2 separate regions of the Homo sapiens genome follow, and region 2 is linked to region 1. Evidence: read pairs that join two places in POLR2A ChIA-PET (ENCODE). Cell type or tissue: PC-3. All regions are shown on one strand. Links, peaks and the distances in the headings refer to the core of each region. The heading gives the core; the rest is flanking DNA.

What was found. ChIA-PET counts read pairs that join two places held together with the same protein. Peaks named below come from ENCODE experiments on the same cell type or tissue, not always from the same donor. Only the 100,000 strongest peaks of a DNase experiment are listed, where the experiment ranks them.
Region 2: POLR2A ChIA-PET joins it to region 1 with 10 read pairs; 4 of 35 experiments call an interaction of 5 or more read pairs at or near these places.

The regions. Positions count from the first base shown.
Region 1 is chr12:50,607,601-50,615,614 of GRCh38, reverse strand. All of the region lies in intron 1 of DIP2B (disco interacting protein 2 homolog B), which reads right to left. Among named protein-coding and RNA genes, the nearest start is that of DIP2B, 110 kb to the right of the region's middle. RefSeq lists enhancers at 3,118-3,617, 3,618-4,119. In PC-3, for the core only: no CTCF peak of the experiment used is centred there; no DNase peak of the experiment used is centred there.
Region 2 is chr12:50,456,156-50,463,238 of GRCh38, reverse strand. It overlaps LARP4 (La ribonucleoprotein 4), which reads right to left. Exons shown (of 16, transcript NM_052879.5): 11 at 1,892-2,104; 12 at 609-657. It overlaps SNORD133 (small nucleolar RNA, C/D box 133), which reads right to left and starts at 6,668; the gene lies at 6,453-6,668. In PC-3, for the core only: no CTCF peak of the experiment used is centred there; a DNase peak (open chromatin) is centred at 4,408.

The sequences.
Region 1 (8,014 bases), core at 3,250-5,749:
TATCTTTAAAAGGATTATCTAGAAAATTCTGGGTTGGTAAATTCTCTTTTAAAAAAATAAGATACAACGCATCAAGTATCACTAAAGTTGCTCCACAGTGCTAGACTCAGATCATGGTACTAGACTCAGCACTAAGAGCCAACAAAGTTAGTGCCTTTGGATGCTAAGGGCCTAAAAGAAGGAAAACTGATGTCTCAAAGAGGAGTATACAAATATCTAAACCAGAAATGAGCAGAGATCAGTTAAAATGCATATATGTAAATGTATGTAAATAAACCATGCTATTATGCACAAAACAGTGCTACGTGCATCTAATTATGAATGTTGCCAAACTTCTAGAAAAAAAAAGAAATGGCGGGGGAGGGGGTGCGGAAAAGTAATTTTCATTATTGCTTCTTCTTTCCCCCTTTATCTTGGTAATTTTTCTCTGAAGATTAGAAAACTGTTTCTAGTGTTAACAGCTAGTTATCTTCCAACTATTCTGCTTTTATTCTTGCATCAATTGGAGCAATTTTTAAAAACCAGGCAATAAGTAATAGTATCTATACCAATCACTGAATCTGAATTAAATGGTGCATGTGCCAGGCATTCTTTATCAATAGTCTAGATAAAATTAACAGTGATCAAAATCTAAGTATCTCCTTTGGCAGGCGCAAAAAAAGTGAAAGCTTTTAAAGAGATGAAGAATTTTGTTGGTAGCCAATTCATACTGCTCTGGAAACCAAAGATGGACAGGGAAAAACACAAGTAAGGAGAATACTGCCACTGCCACAGCATGGGGATCGCAAAAGCAGGTCGCTTAGGCCAAAGTGGAAAAGGGTTTTTCCAATGAGGCAGTAAACATCACCATTCTGTGTTTGGCATAGGTTTATAAACTTGTGTTCAAGTCCCAGTGTCCAGAGACTTAGGTTTTCCTCCCCATTTTGTTACAAACTATTTATCTGATACTGGGCAAGCCACTATACGTCTCTGGGCCTCAGTCTCTTCATCTGTAGGAATAAGGATCTCATGGGCTCTAAGACTGCTTTAGCTCAACGTTGGATGAATGCCATTTGTCTGGCACTGTTACATATGGCAAGTCAAAAACAAGGGAGGATATCCAGCAGGCAACAGGAGAGAGAAACTCTAGAATGGATATATAGATTTTAGAACCATCAAGCGTAGGAGGTGGTAGCTGAAGCCTTGGGTGTGAATGATATCACCCAGAAGGAATGCAGCATGAAAGAAGGCAACCAGAAAAGGAATCCTGGGGTAAACTAACATTTAAAGAACAGGCAGAGGAAATGGAGACGATGATGACACACAGTGGGGAGACCAGGAGAGAATGAGGAAAATGGAGGCAGAGAGGAGAAGATGAGTGCACACTGTCACAAATATAAAATAAGGATCAAAAAATAACTACTGGATTTGGCAGGTAGATCATCAGTAGCCCAGTTAAGAACAGTTTTAAAGGAACAGTGAAGGAAGAAAACAGATTATTTAGGACACTGAAGAATGAGTAAGAGGTGAAATGACAGCAATAGATTTCCTTCTTTCAATGTTTTGTTAAAAAGGGAAAGAGATATGGGGTAGTATTACAGAAGGCTAGAGTCAAAGCAGGTGAGTTTTATTTTTTTCTTTTTCTTAAAGATGGACAAATATGTAAGTTACAAAGACAGCTATTAGAAAGATACCGATTCTACCAACAAACACTAAGAACTTCCTACATACAAGCCACCACTTTAGTGGGACATGGGCCCAACATTTATAGGCATAGTGATGAAGTTTATAGTTTCTTCCAGCATAGACATCTGAAAAGAATTCTATAATTAATGATTTAATTACAAGTTCGATAAGGGTTAGTGTTGTCAGTGGTTAGGGCCAGGGCTTCTCAACATGGGCTGGGAATGTGGTATCTGCGCTGATCTGTGAGTGCTTTATGGGTGTGGAAATGTTAATACTCAGTCCCTTAGGGCAGTTTAGCTGAGCTTCAGGGAACTGAAAGCCTTGGGCCAGTCACCTCAAACAGGCACTCTTTTTACCCCACTGTATTGAACAAATATTATCATTTTCTGTGTTTGTCAGGATGTATCAAAGGTTTAAAGCACTGCAGGACTTTAGAGATACCTTTTCTCTACGAAAAAGGGTAAGGATCGGTAGGGAGGTATAGGTAGGTGCTGGAGCACTGGGAGTGAGGACAGAAGATGACAGGACTCTGGCTTAATGACCTCTAAATTTCTTTCTGCACAGGAATCAGAGTAAAGGTTTTCTTGTCTATTTTCCCTTCTACATTCATTCACTGCCTATTTCGTTCTAGGTACCATTCATCTAAGCAATCACATACATTAATCCATATAGTCCTCAAAACAATTCCATGGAAGAGTATTATGAGTCTCAGTTTCCAGATGGGAAAGTGAGACACAGGGAAATTAACTGGCCTGCACAAGGACACAACACTGTGAGAGACAGCTTCAAAGCAGATGGTCTGGCTCCAGCATCCAAACTCTTACCTACCTCTCAGTGCTGCCTCTCTAAGGTCTTTGTGACAGGAATGAAGAGTTGGAAGAGAGGGTTTGCGTAAAGATATTCAGAGTTGCCACTACAGTAACGGGAGGCACATGCTGTGCTAGGCAGTGCTGAGAGTCAAGGGAGACGGGAGAACAGAATGTTTTTAGTTATGTTCCACAGTTTAGTGACTGTCTCCAGTAGTGCCTGGGAGAAAGATGATGGTTTGAATAACATAGAGCTGGGGTGTAACAGGAAAAGAGGATGGAAGGAAGCAATGATCCAGGCTAGCAAGTATTTATTAATCAGTAATCAACCAATCAGCAATAAATACTGTTGAATAAATAATTGTGCAGTATTATCAGCCTAATTTCTATAACTTTTCAAAGTTATTATGGGAAAGGCTGGGTGTGGTGGCTCACGCCTGTAATCCCAAGACTTTGGCGGGCCGAGGCGGGCAGATCACTTGAGGCCAAGAGTTCAAGACAACCCTGGTCAACATGGTAAAACCCCATCTCTAATAAAAATACAAAAATTAGCCCAGCATGGTGGCGCACACCTGTAATCTCAGGTATTCAGGAGGCTGAGGCAGGAGAATCACTTGAGCCTGGGAGACAGAGGTTGCAGTGAGCCAAGATGGCACCACTGCACCCCAGCCTGGGGGGACAGAGCAAGACTGTCTCAAAAAAAAAAAAAAAAAGTTATTATGAAAAATATACTCAGAATTCATCTTGGGAGGGCAGAAGATGTCACCCTCAAGAAGAAATAACACGATTCCAAAAGGAAAGAATGCTGAAAGAAATCACAGAAGGGCCCTCAGGAGGGTGTAAAGGTTCCTCCTAGGCTAATTCTCCTTGCCTATTTCCCTATCTGCTTTTCTTTTCGAGACAGGGTCTCACTCTGTGGCCCAGGCTGGAGTGCAGTCGTGCAATCACAGCTCACTGCAGCCTTGACCCATTCCCATCTCAGCCTTCTGAGGAGCTGGGACTACAGGGGCATGCTACAATGCCCTGCTAATTTTTTGTAGAGATGGGGTACCACCCACCTCAGCCTCCCAAAGTGCTGAGATTACACATGTGAGCCACCTCCCCTGGCCAAGATATCTGCTTTTTTTTTTTTTTCTTTTTTAGAGGCGGGATCTTGGGTTCAAGCAATCTTCCTGCCTTGGCTTCTTAAAGTCCTGGGATTATAGGCAAGAGCCACCACGCCTGGCCTGTATCTGCTTTTCTTTTCTTACTTTGCACCTAGACATAAAGACAAAAGCAACGACAAGTGATCAAGAATATAGAAGACTGTAAAGAAAATGCTAAAACTGAAGTTTTCTTGGGCATTTCTTGCTAAAAGCCCGAGAGAGGGGCAGAGACTAAATAAATTATTGCTGGTCCAGGGAATGGCTTTGGGGGACATGGTGGTGGTGGAAGTTCAGGGGTGAAAGAGCGACTGAAGGGATCTAGTACTGGGGGTAGGTAAAAAGAGAATAAAACCACTGGAGGCAGTGGTGGGGAGGGAAAGGGAGCTCCCAAATCCACTGGGTCTGCTCTGGATCACACAGTCAACAAAGACAGTCAGCTGCTGCTTCTGGTTCCTCTTTTCCTGGCAAAATTTTAAATAACTAGCTGGTGGTTACTATTTTTAAAGATTAAATAAAAACAACCCACGCCCCTCAATGCAGCCTCAGCAAAAGAATAAATGTTAAACGTTAATAACACTCTTAGGAATAGAGGCTCAAGGAAGGGTGGAGAAGCAACCAAAAAGAATAAAAATGATCTCGCAGCTATAAATTTGTAACAGAAAGCTGTCCAGGGCATTTCGGTAGTACAAGAGCTGATATCCTTTAGCAGGCAAGAAAGCACTTAAAATAGAGTGAAACAAAGAACTATGACAAACTGCCTAAGGATTCTTATAAATGACTTGCAATTTTATAAACACCTATCCGCCAATGTTTAGGAGATAAAACTTTTGACTTGGCTGATAATACAATCCTTTCTCTCTTTAATTTGTGTGTCTATTATCCCCCTAAAGATATTTACATCGGCCAAGCGCGGTGGCTCACGCCTGTAATCCCAGCACTTTAGGAGGCCAAGGTAGATGGGTCACAAGGTCAGGAGTTCAAGACCAGCCTGGCCAAGATGGTGGAACCCATCTCTACTAAAAATACAAAAAAATTAGCTGGAGGTGGTGGCAGGCTCCTGTAATCCCAGCTACTCAGGAGGCTGAGACAGAGAACTGCTTGAACGGAGGCAGAGGTTGCAGTGAGCCAAGATCACGCCACTGCACTCCAGCCTAGGCAACAGAGCGAGCCTCCATCTCAAAAAAAAAAAAAAAGGTTGGGCACAGTGGCTCATGCCTGTAATCCCAGCACTTTGGGAGGCTGAGGCGGGCAGATCACGAGGTCAGGTGATCAAGACCATCCTGGCTAACATGGTGAAACCCCATCTCTACTAAAAATACAAAAAAATTAGCCGGGCATGGCGGCGGGCGCCTGTATTCCCAGCTACTGGGGAGGCTGAGGTAGGAGAATGGCGTGAACCCGGGAGGTGGAGCTTGCAGTGAGCCGAGATGGCGCCACTGCACTCTAGCCTGGATGTACAGAGCAAGACTCTGTCTCCAAAAAAAAAAAGATATTTACATCTCCAATATCACTAAAGAAAATTTTACTTTCCTGAAGTTTCACTTGGAGGAGGGGGGTGAAACAACACATTCCTTATCCTAAAATAGCAAAGACAACAATGCAAGGAATAATACTTCAGAGTTCCAGCAGATATTTCCTGTATTTCACTCATTGTACTAATCACAATCAAAACTAGCAATTAAAAGGAAAAAAACACTACTCCTAGTAACAAAAAAACTCTACCCACCATTCTTTGCCTGCCATCACTCCCCAAACAAATATCACCACACATCTGAATATTATGAAAAAATAACATACTTCCAAGGCTATCAACATATGGAAATGTGATATTAGGCAGTCTAACCATTCCTTAGGGTGACAGTGATAGTAGTAATTTTAAAAATCATTATTCTAGAATAAAAGCTAGAAATAATCAAATGTTGGGTTTGGTCATTTATATTTAGGTGTTATAGCTGTATCTGCAGAATTCTTAAAAACTTTATTAAAATTCCTGCATTAAAAATACTTTGGCATTGTGAATTTGGAATATGATTTACTTACTTCCTTTATTAGTTATAACAAATGTTCTTGTAATGCAGTTTTCTCAGGATGAAGTTTTTGTTCAATTATGAACATGGTGTTTTAACAGAACATGAAACAGGACACATCATTATAAAAGCCAAGCGTAAAAGAAAAAAAGACAACCACAAGCAGTTTGTGTGCCAAGGGATTTGAAGAGAGATAAGTGGTCCATCCTATCTCTTCTTTTATCTTCCACAATAGGATGGTTAGCTGGGCAATCAACTACTCAGAAGACGATGACATTTCCCAGTCCCCTCATAGGTAGGTACGGTCAAATTACTAAGGTCTGGCCAATGTGATATCAACAGAAAGAATGTGTGCAACTTCCAGATCTTGCTCTTAAATGGAATGGGTGTATCTTCCCTTCTCTTTCTCCCTTCCCAATGGGTGAAATGGGATGTGGTAATCAGCTATATTGGACAAAGGGTGAAGAGCCAGACCAGTAGATGATGAAGGAACAGGGTAGAAGGGCCTGTTGCCCAATACCCTCATGAAGCAGAGTTGCTGTACTAGTTGAGACCATGGCATGACCTAGAAATAAACTTCTATCTTGTTTTAAGTACCTGTTATTTGGGGTCTTCACTACATGTACTTAAACCCATTGTCCAACAAATACAAAGCAAATGAGACAATTTTCAGTCAAGTGGCAACAAATAATTGCTGCTACTTGGTGTCTCCACCAGAACCATAAACCATGGTACTAAAACTTTTAAAAGCTAATTTAACTCTTATGTAGAAGATACAAATCCCTTATAAACTTTTCATTGTTAATCCTCTTGATAATTTTTTTTTTATTATTTTTTTTGAGACGGAGTGTTGCTCTGTCAGACAGGCTAGAGTGCAATGGCACAATCTCGGCTCACTGCAACCTCTGCCTCCATGATTCTCCTGCTTCAGCTTCCTGAGGAGCTGGAATTACAGGCACCCATCAGCACACCTGGCTAATTTTTGTATTTTTAGTAGAGATGGGGTTTCACCATATTGGCCAGGCTGGTCTCGAACTCCTGACCTCAGGTGATCCACCCGTCTCAGCCTCCCAAAGTGCTGGGATTACAGGCGTGAGCCACCATGCCCGGCTAATAAATATTTTTTGCACTGCTTCTGCTTACATAAATGAAATTTTGTTCTAGGCTGGATTCTTACAAAAGTAAATATGGTTTACTTCTTTGAAATCAGAGTATTGCAAAGAAACTTTTAAACTAATGTAAAATTATCTAGGAACACGCATTAAGAGTGTTGAACTAGTTGATCGATAGACTGTGCTAGTGTTACTATTTGTTTTCTTTTCTTTTCTTTCTTTTTTTTTTTTTTTGAGACTGAGTCTTGCTATGTCACCCAGGGTGAAGTGTAGTGGCACGAACTCAGCTCACTGCAACCTCTGCCTCCCAGGTTCAAGCAATTCTCCTGCCTCAGCCTCCAGAGTAGCTGGGACTACAGCCACGCACCACCACGTGGACCCAGCTATGTTTTGTATTTTCAGTAGAAACAGAGTTTCTCCATGTTGGCCAGGCTGCTCTCGAACTCCTGGCCTCATGTGATCCAACTACCTCAGCCTCCCAAAATGCTGGGATTACAGGTGTGACCCACCGCACCTAGTGTTACTATTTCTGATAGATGCTGTTTCCACGTAAGTTTTCAGCATAATCAAAATGGCTTTTCTAAATTGCATTTTTGTTTCTTTTTATTCTTGCAGTTAAAACAGCAACCATTTGATATGCTAAGACTTCCCCATCAAGATATTATCTAAATAAACTATCAGTTAAAAATAATTGGTGGACACAAATTCCAAATACTAATTTGCTAATTGTTGAAAGACTACAGCTTATTTGAAAATAAGCAAATTGTGGCCCGGTGCAGTGGCTCACACCTGTAATCCCAACATTTTGGGAGCCCAAGATGGGCGAATCACCAGAGGTCAGGAGTTTGACACCAGCCTGGCCAACATGGTAAAAACCTGTCTCTACAAAAAATACAAAATTAGCCGGGCGTAGTGGCGCACACCTGCAGTCCCAGCTACTCAGAAGGCTAAGGCAGGAGAATCACTTGAATCCAGGAGGCAGAGGTTGCAGTGAGCCGAGATCGTGCCACTGCACTCCAGCCTGGGTGACAGACTGAGACTCCATCTCAAAACAAAACAAACAAACAAATAAAAAACCCAGAAAACAAGCAAACTGTGTGAGGAATGATGTGTTTCCTCTGTTTTCAGACTAAGAGCTTGCTGTACTACAGCTATTAGTAATTTTAGGAAATTCTCCAAGCTTCAACCACTCTGCTTTTGCTGATTATATTCTATTACACTTCAGAGCAAGACTGTGTTTGAACAAAAACCCTGACCTT
Region 2 (7,083 bases), core at 3,402-5,901, 150 kb after region 1:
GGGGCCTGTAGCCTCAAGTGATCCACTGACTAAGCCTCCCAAAGAGCTGAGATGACAGGCACGAGCCACGGTGCCTGGCCCGCAAGACCCCGACTCGAGAGGAGGATCACTTAAGCCTGGGATGTGAAGGCTGCAGTGAGCCATGATTGTACCACTGCACTTCAGCCTGGGTGACAGAGCAAGACCCGTTCCTCCTCTGCCTCTCCCTAGAAGTCCTTAATCTTGTACCAAGCACAGTGGCTCAGGCCTGTAATTCCAGTGCCCTGGGAAACAGTAATATCCTGTGTCTTGGAAAAGAAAGAAGAAAGAAAAGGTAAGGAAAGTTAGAAAGACTTCGTGTTTTTATTTAAAAATCATGTGAATACATTAGATCTTCAAATAATTTTTTTAAGCAAGCAACACAAGCGAAGCTCCTTACTACATGTGTGCTAGAGGGTGGGTATATGGGTGGTGGTGGTAAAAATTTCAGGGTTAAATTTAGGCTCTATTTACCTTTGCTGAAGACTACAATCAATAAAACAAAAACCCAGAAAGGAAAGACCGAAAGTCAATGCCATAGTAAATCACAGAAGAGAAAAAAGTCTGAATAAAAGTTTTAAAAAACTTACTGAGATCCTGTCATCTTCTCGTCGTCTTCGACCTCTGAAGAGAGTTCTCCTTTTAATAAGAAAAAGGTGGGGGTGGGGTGGGGTGGAGGGACAAGTCATAAGTTTCTTCAGATATATACATTCTATCAAAGCCGTACACATTTTTTTTTTTTTTGAGATGGAGTCTCGCTCTGTCGCCAGGCTGGAGTGCAGTGGCGCGATCTCGGCTCACTACGAACTGCCTCCCGGGTTCAAGCAATTCTCCTGCCTCAGCCTGCTGAGTAGCTGGAATTACAGGCACGTGTTGCCACACCCAGCTAATTTTGGTATTTGTAGTACAGACAGGGTTTCACCATGTTGGCCAGGATGGTCTCGATCTCCTGACCTCATGATCCGCCTGCCCCACCTCCCAAAGTGCTGGGATTACAGGCGTGAGCCACCATGCCTGGCCAGCTGTATACATTTCAATTTAAACATCTTTCTACATTTGGGGCTAGTTTTCTCTATTACTAAAAGATAATATATTATTCTGAGGGATCTTGAGCCAATTTACTAAAAACTTTACCTACTACCACACCATAAAGTAAGATGAGCCCATTTGTTAGTAGTGATCCCTTCAAACCAGAACCATACTATTGTTTAATTAGGCAAGTTGGCAATATATAACCTCACCCCTATAGTTTATTTATATTTTGAGACAGAGTCGCGCTCTGTCACCCAGGCTGGAATGCAGTGGTGCAACCTTGGCTCACTGCAACCTCTGCCTCCTGGGTTCAAGTGATTCTCCTACCTCAGGCTCCCAAGTAGCTGGGATTACAGGCGCCTGCCACCATGCCCAGCTAATTTTTGTATTTTTTCATAGAGACAGGGTTTCACCATGTTGGCCAGGCTGGTCTTGAACTCCTGACCTGAGATGATCCTCCCACCACGGCCTCCCAAAGTGTTGGGATTACAGGTGTGAGCCACCGCACCCAGCCACTTCTATAGTTTAAAAGCTGGAAGAAATTAAAACCATAAGGCAAATGGATATGTTAATTTTCTAAGCTATTCTTTCTTATATGAGCTATAAGGAACTTCAGAATAACTTTATAAACCTCTGATTCAGAGCTATATTCTGTATGGGCACTCTATTTCTTAATAATTATAAAAAGCAACCAACTCATGTTCTGAAAATAACGTATTTATTTAATATAACCATATACCAATAATTAAATGCTCATTTAATTATTATGAAGATCATGTTCTTCAATTATTCAGGATGATCACATTATTATCAAAGGTTTTCAGGTACTTTATTTTCTTACCTGCCCCTACCATAGTCCCCATTCTGTTCCACCTGCAAAGTGGAAGTCTCCTTCTGAAGGTAAGTTTGCTCCTGATGCCCAGTTACTGTGGGGTTATGCCGTTCAGCTGGAAAGTTTCTTGAACTATATCTGTTCAACTGTCCATCCCCCAAGGATACAGAGCCCTCTGTTGAGTGTTCTGAACCACCAGATGACCTAAACTGAGGCTTCACACTATAGGAAATACAAAATGATATACACAAAGCAGTAAATCGAGACAGAAAAACATCTTTCCTTAGGTAAAAAATTGGCTCCTGTTGTACTGGGGTTTTCAAAAAATTAAGTTAAACACAAAAGAATAATGTTGTAAAAGTGTTGCCCCTTTTACATTCCAGATGTTATTTTAAAAAGTGACGTAAACTTTTTTGAGATGGAGTCTCGCTCTGTTGCCCAGGCTGGAGCGCAGTGGCACATCTCAGCTCACTGCAAGCTCTGCCTTCCGGGTTCACGCCATTCTCCTGCCTCAGCCTCCCAAGTAGCTGGGACTACAGGCGCCAGCCACCACGTCCAGCTAATTTTTTGTATTTTGTTTAGTAGAGATGGGGTTTCACCGTGTTAGCCAGGATGGTCTCGATCTCCTGACCTTGTGATATGCCTGCCTTGGCCTCCCAAAGTGCTGGGATTACAGGTGTGAGCCACCGTGCCAGGCCAAAGTGAAGTAAATTTTACATTAAAAAATGTTGTGGGCTGGACACAGTGGCTCACGCCTGTAATCTCAGCACTTTGGGAGGCTGAGGCAGGAGGATTGTTTGAGATCTGGGGTTCGACACCAGCTGGGGCAACACAGCAAGACCCCATCACTGCAAAAAAAAATTAAAATGTGCAGTGGTATGCACCTATAATATGCCCAGCTACTTGGAAGGCTGAGGCAGAAGACTGCTTGGGCCCAGGAGTTTGAGGCTGCAGCGAGCTATGATTGCACAACTGAATTCATGCACAGGCATCAGAGAAAACCCTATCTCTAAGACAATAATATACATATATTTTAAGTTGTGTTTGGAGAGACGGGGGAAAATCCAAAGTTCTTTGAAAGAAACTTACTTCTACCTTAATACTCAGAATTAGGATTTTAGCTAATGTCACTGGAGGCACTCTCGACATGTTTAAATCAGCCAGGTTTTAAGCTTATGAGTCTATGCAATGCATTCTTCTTCTTCTTTTTTTTTTTTTTGGTGAGATGGAGTCTTGCTCTGTTGCCCGGGCTGGAGCGCAGTGGTGCAATCTCGGCTCACTGCAACCTCTGCCTCCCAGATGCAAGCGATTCTCCTGCCTCAGCCTCCCAAGTAGCTGGACTACAGGCATATGCCACCACACCCGGCTAATTTTGTATTTTCAGTAGAGACAGGGTTTTGCCATGTTGGCCAGGCTGGTCTTGAACTCTTGACCTCGTGAACCGCCCACCTTGGCCTCCCAAAGTGTCGGGATTACAGGCATGAGCCATCACACCTGGCCTATAACACCCTTTTTTTTTTTTTTTTTTTTTTTTGATACGGAGTCTTGCTCTGTCGCCAGGCTGGAGTGCAATGGCGCGATCTCAGGTCACTGCAACCTCCGCCTCCCGGGTTCAAGAGATTCTCCTGCCTCAGCCTCCCGAGTAGCTGGGACTATAGGCACGTGCCACCACACCTAGATAATTTTTGTATTTTTAGTAGAGATGGGGTTTCACCATGTTGGCCACGATGGTCTCGATCTCCTGACCTGGTGATCTGCTCACCTCGGCCTCCCAGAGTGCTGGGATTACAGGTGTGAGCCACCAGGCCCAGCTATGCATTCTTAATGGAAGCAAAACCACGCTAATGGGAGTAAAAACGGGGGCGAAGGAAGGGCAAAAAGTAATCATTTTATGTATAAAGCACAGATACATACATTACATACATACAGACATACAATAATCTGTAGTAGTAAATTTTCACAGGCAGAAACTAGGAGGAAAATGCCTAAAAAGGCTGTTTAGGGGAGTAATAATGAAGAGAGTAAGAAATATTGGAATATAATTAAAATCCTAGCCTCAGCCGGGCATGGTGGCTCACGCCTGTAATCCCAGAACTTTGGGAAGTGGAGACGGGCAGATCACCTGAGGTCAGGAGTTCTAGACCAGCCTGGCTAACATGGTGAATCCCCATCTCTACTAAAAATACAAAAATTAGCCTGGCATGGTGGCAAACACCTGTAATCCCAGCTATTCAGGAGGCTGAGGCAGGAGAATCTCTTGAACCCAGGAGGTGGAGTTTGCAGGGAGCCAAGATCACACCATTGCACTCCAGCCTGGGCAACAAAAACAAAACTCCGTCTCAAAAAACAAAACAAACAAAACCTAGCATCTTACTAAACATCCATCACCAAATGAGATTTATCAAAAGATCCATATGTAGGACAGCAAACTAGGAAAATACCAATGCACCCAATAGCATGGCATGACTGCATGAATTAAGGTATGCAATGTGGTTAAACCAACCAATCTGCTTTTAACAAAGGGAGTTTTTATCTTGGATGATGGGTATAAGCACCCAACTTCCTAAAAGCTTACAACAGATGAAGCTAAGGTTGACTAATATAAAAAGAATGTAGTTTAATCAGTAGCAAAAACACCTAAAATCTCAAGCAACTGAGGATCTTGGATCTACAGATTAAGAAGAGTGAGATTTATGTTTGGCCCATTATTTGCAGTTTATATATCTCAGTTTTTGTAATCTATTTTCATAGTTATAAACCAACAATATAAATCACATGTTGCCAATTCCTGACTCTAGGAATAAGGATTTAAAACCTCTTGAATAATTATAACCCCACCAATTAAACGTAAATTCCCACAGCATCTCTAGTTGTCCTGTTTTATTCTTTACAGACCATAAAAAATTACCATTATTAAAACTTAAAGTAGCTGGGTGTGGTGGCTCACACCTGTAATCCCAGCACTTTGGGAGGCCAAGGCGGGTGCATCACGAGGTCAAGAGATCAAGACCACCCTGGCCAACATGGTGAAACCCTCTGTCTCTAACTAAAAATACAAAAACAAACAAAAAACAAAAACAAACAAACAAAAACAAAGATAAAATTATCAGGCTGGGCGCAGTGGGCTCAGTGGCTCATATCTGTAACCCCAGCACTTTAAGAGGCTGAGGTGGGAGGATCATTGGAGCCCAGGAGTTTGAGACCAGCCTGCACAACATGGCAAAACCCTGTCTTTACAAAAAAAAAAATACAAAAACTTAGCTAGGCATGGTGGTATGCGCCTGTAGTCCCAGCTACTAGGAAGGCTGAGGTGGAGAATTGATTGGGCCTGGGAGGTCAAAACTACAGTGAGCCATGATCATGTTACTGCACTACAGCCTGGGTGACAGGGCAAAACACTGTCTTAAAAAAAAAAAAAAAAGTTGGGTTGAGTTTCACATAAAGTGACACTTTGCCATAGAATTACTTTATATTACAAACTAGATTTCTTAAATAGCAATGAAAATAGTATGTCACTTAACAAAAAGTAATTTTTTTTTTTTTTGAGAAAGGTCTGGCTGTGTCACCCAGGCTGGAGCGAGGTGGTGCGATCTCAGCTCATTACAACCTCTGCCTCCTGGGCTCAAGCTATCCTCCCACCTCAGTCTCCCAAGTAGCAGGGACTACAGGTGCACACCAGTATGCCTGGCTAATTTTTATATTGTCAGTAGAGACGAGGTTTCACTCTGTTGCCTAGGTTGGTCTCCAACTCATGAGATCAAGTGATCTGCCTGCCTTGGCTTCTCAATGTGTGGGGAATATAGGCATGAGCCACCCCACTGGCTATAAAAAGTAATTTTAAAAATAGTTAGGCCAGATGCGGTGGCTCACACCTATAATGCCAGCACTCTGGGAGGCCAAGGCGGGTAGATCACCTGAGGTCAGGAGTTCGAGACCAGCCTGGCCAACATGGTGAAACCCAGTTTCTACTAAAATACAAAAAATTAGCTGGGCGTGGTGGCATGCGTCTGTAATCTCAGCTAATTGGAAGGCTAAGGCAGGAGTATCGCTTGAACCCGGGAGACGGACGTTGCAGTGAGCCGAGATCCCGCCATTGCACTCCAGCCTGGACAACAAGAGCAAAACTCCGTCTTTAAAAAAAAAAAAAAAAAAAAAGGCCGGGTATGGTGGCTCATGCCTGTAATCCCAGGACTTTGGGAGGCCAAGCTGGGTGGATCACGAGGTCAAGAGATTGAGACCATCCTGGCCAACATGATGAAACCCCGTCTCTACTAAAAATACAACAATTAGCTAGCACATGCCTGTAGTCCCAGCTACTCAGAAGGCTGAGGCCAGAGAATTGCTTGAACTCGGGAAGCAGAGGTTGCAGTAAGCAGAGACTGCACCACTACACTACAGCCCGGTGACAGAGCACGACTCCGTCTCAAAAAAAAAAATTTATATTACCTGTTACATCTTGAAAATGAACTGATATGATAGATATGGTATTTGCATATGTTTAGAAAATGTCCTTCATCCAACTTTCACACTACATTTCAATATGCTTAAGGGACAACTTACTACATTTATACAGCCCTCAGATCTCATAATCTTACCCTTCACTGAGAGGGACTTAACAATCTCGATCCAGGCAAAAGAGAGAAAGAATGAAGAAAGAAAGAAGTGATAAAAGACAGAAAAGAGAAGTAAAGTGAAAGAAAGATAGTATGAAAGGTAGAAAAATGCCTGGATTTCTGAAAGTTAGTCCTATTCTCTCTAAGTAGGAATAGTGATCATCACTGGGCTGTCACAGGTTAATATAAAAATTGCAAAAGGCTCTCTAAAAAAGACTTTGTCCTTAGCTGTTAACATTAATAATAATAATAAATGCCTGGCAGTAGTCACTTTTTAGAAGTAGTCACTTTTTAGAAGCAAGAAGGAAACAAGGATTTGGGTTGCTGGTCCAGAAGGTCTTTATTTGCATTTTTAGAAAAAGTATTCACTAATTATTTCTGTAATTAAAAATTACCAACCTGTATTGGTCAAATATATGGAAAAGAACTGTACACAAGTGGTTTTAAGTAACATGCAAAAATGTACTAAACACACCATGTATTTTCAAAACCATAGGTATACTTCCTTATAAGTAAAGATAACTTGACTGTCATTCCTGGCTGTCACCAAAAAGATGCAACGGATAAAAGGTAACAATAAAGAAATAA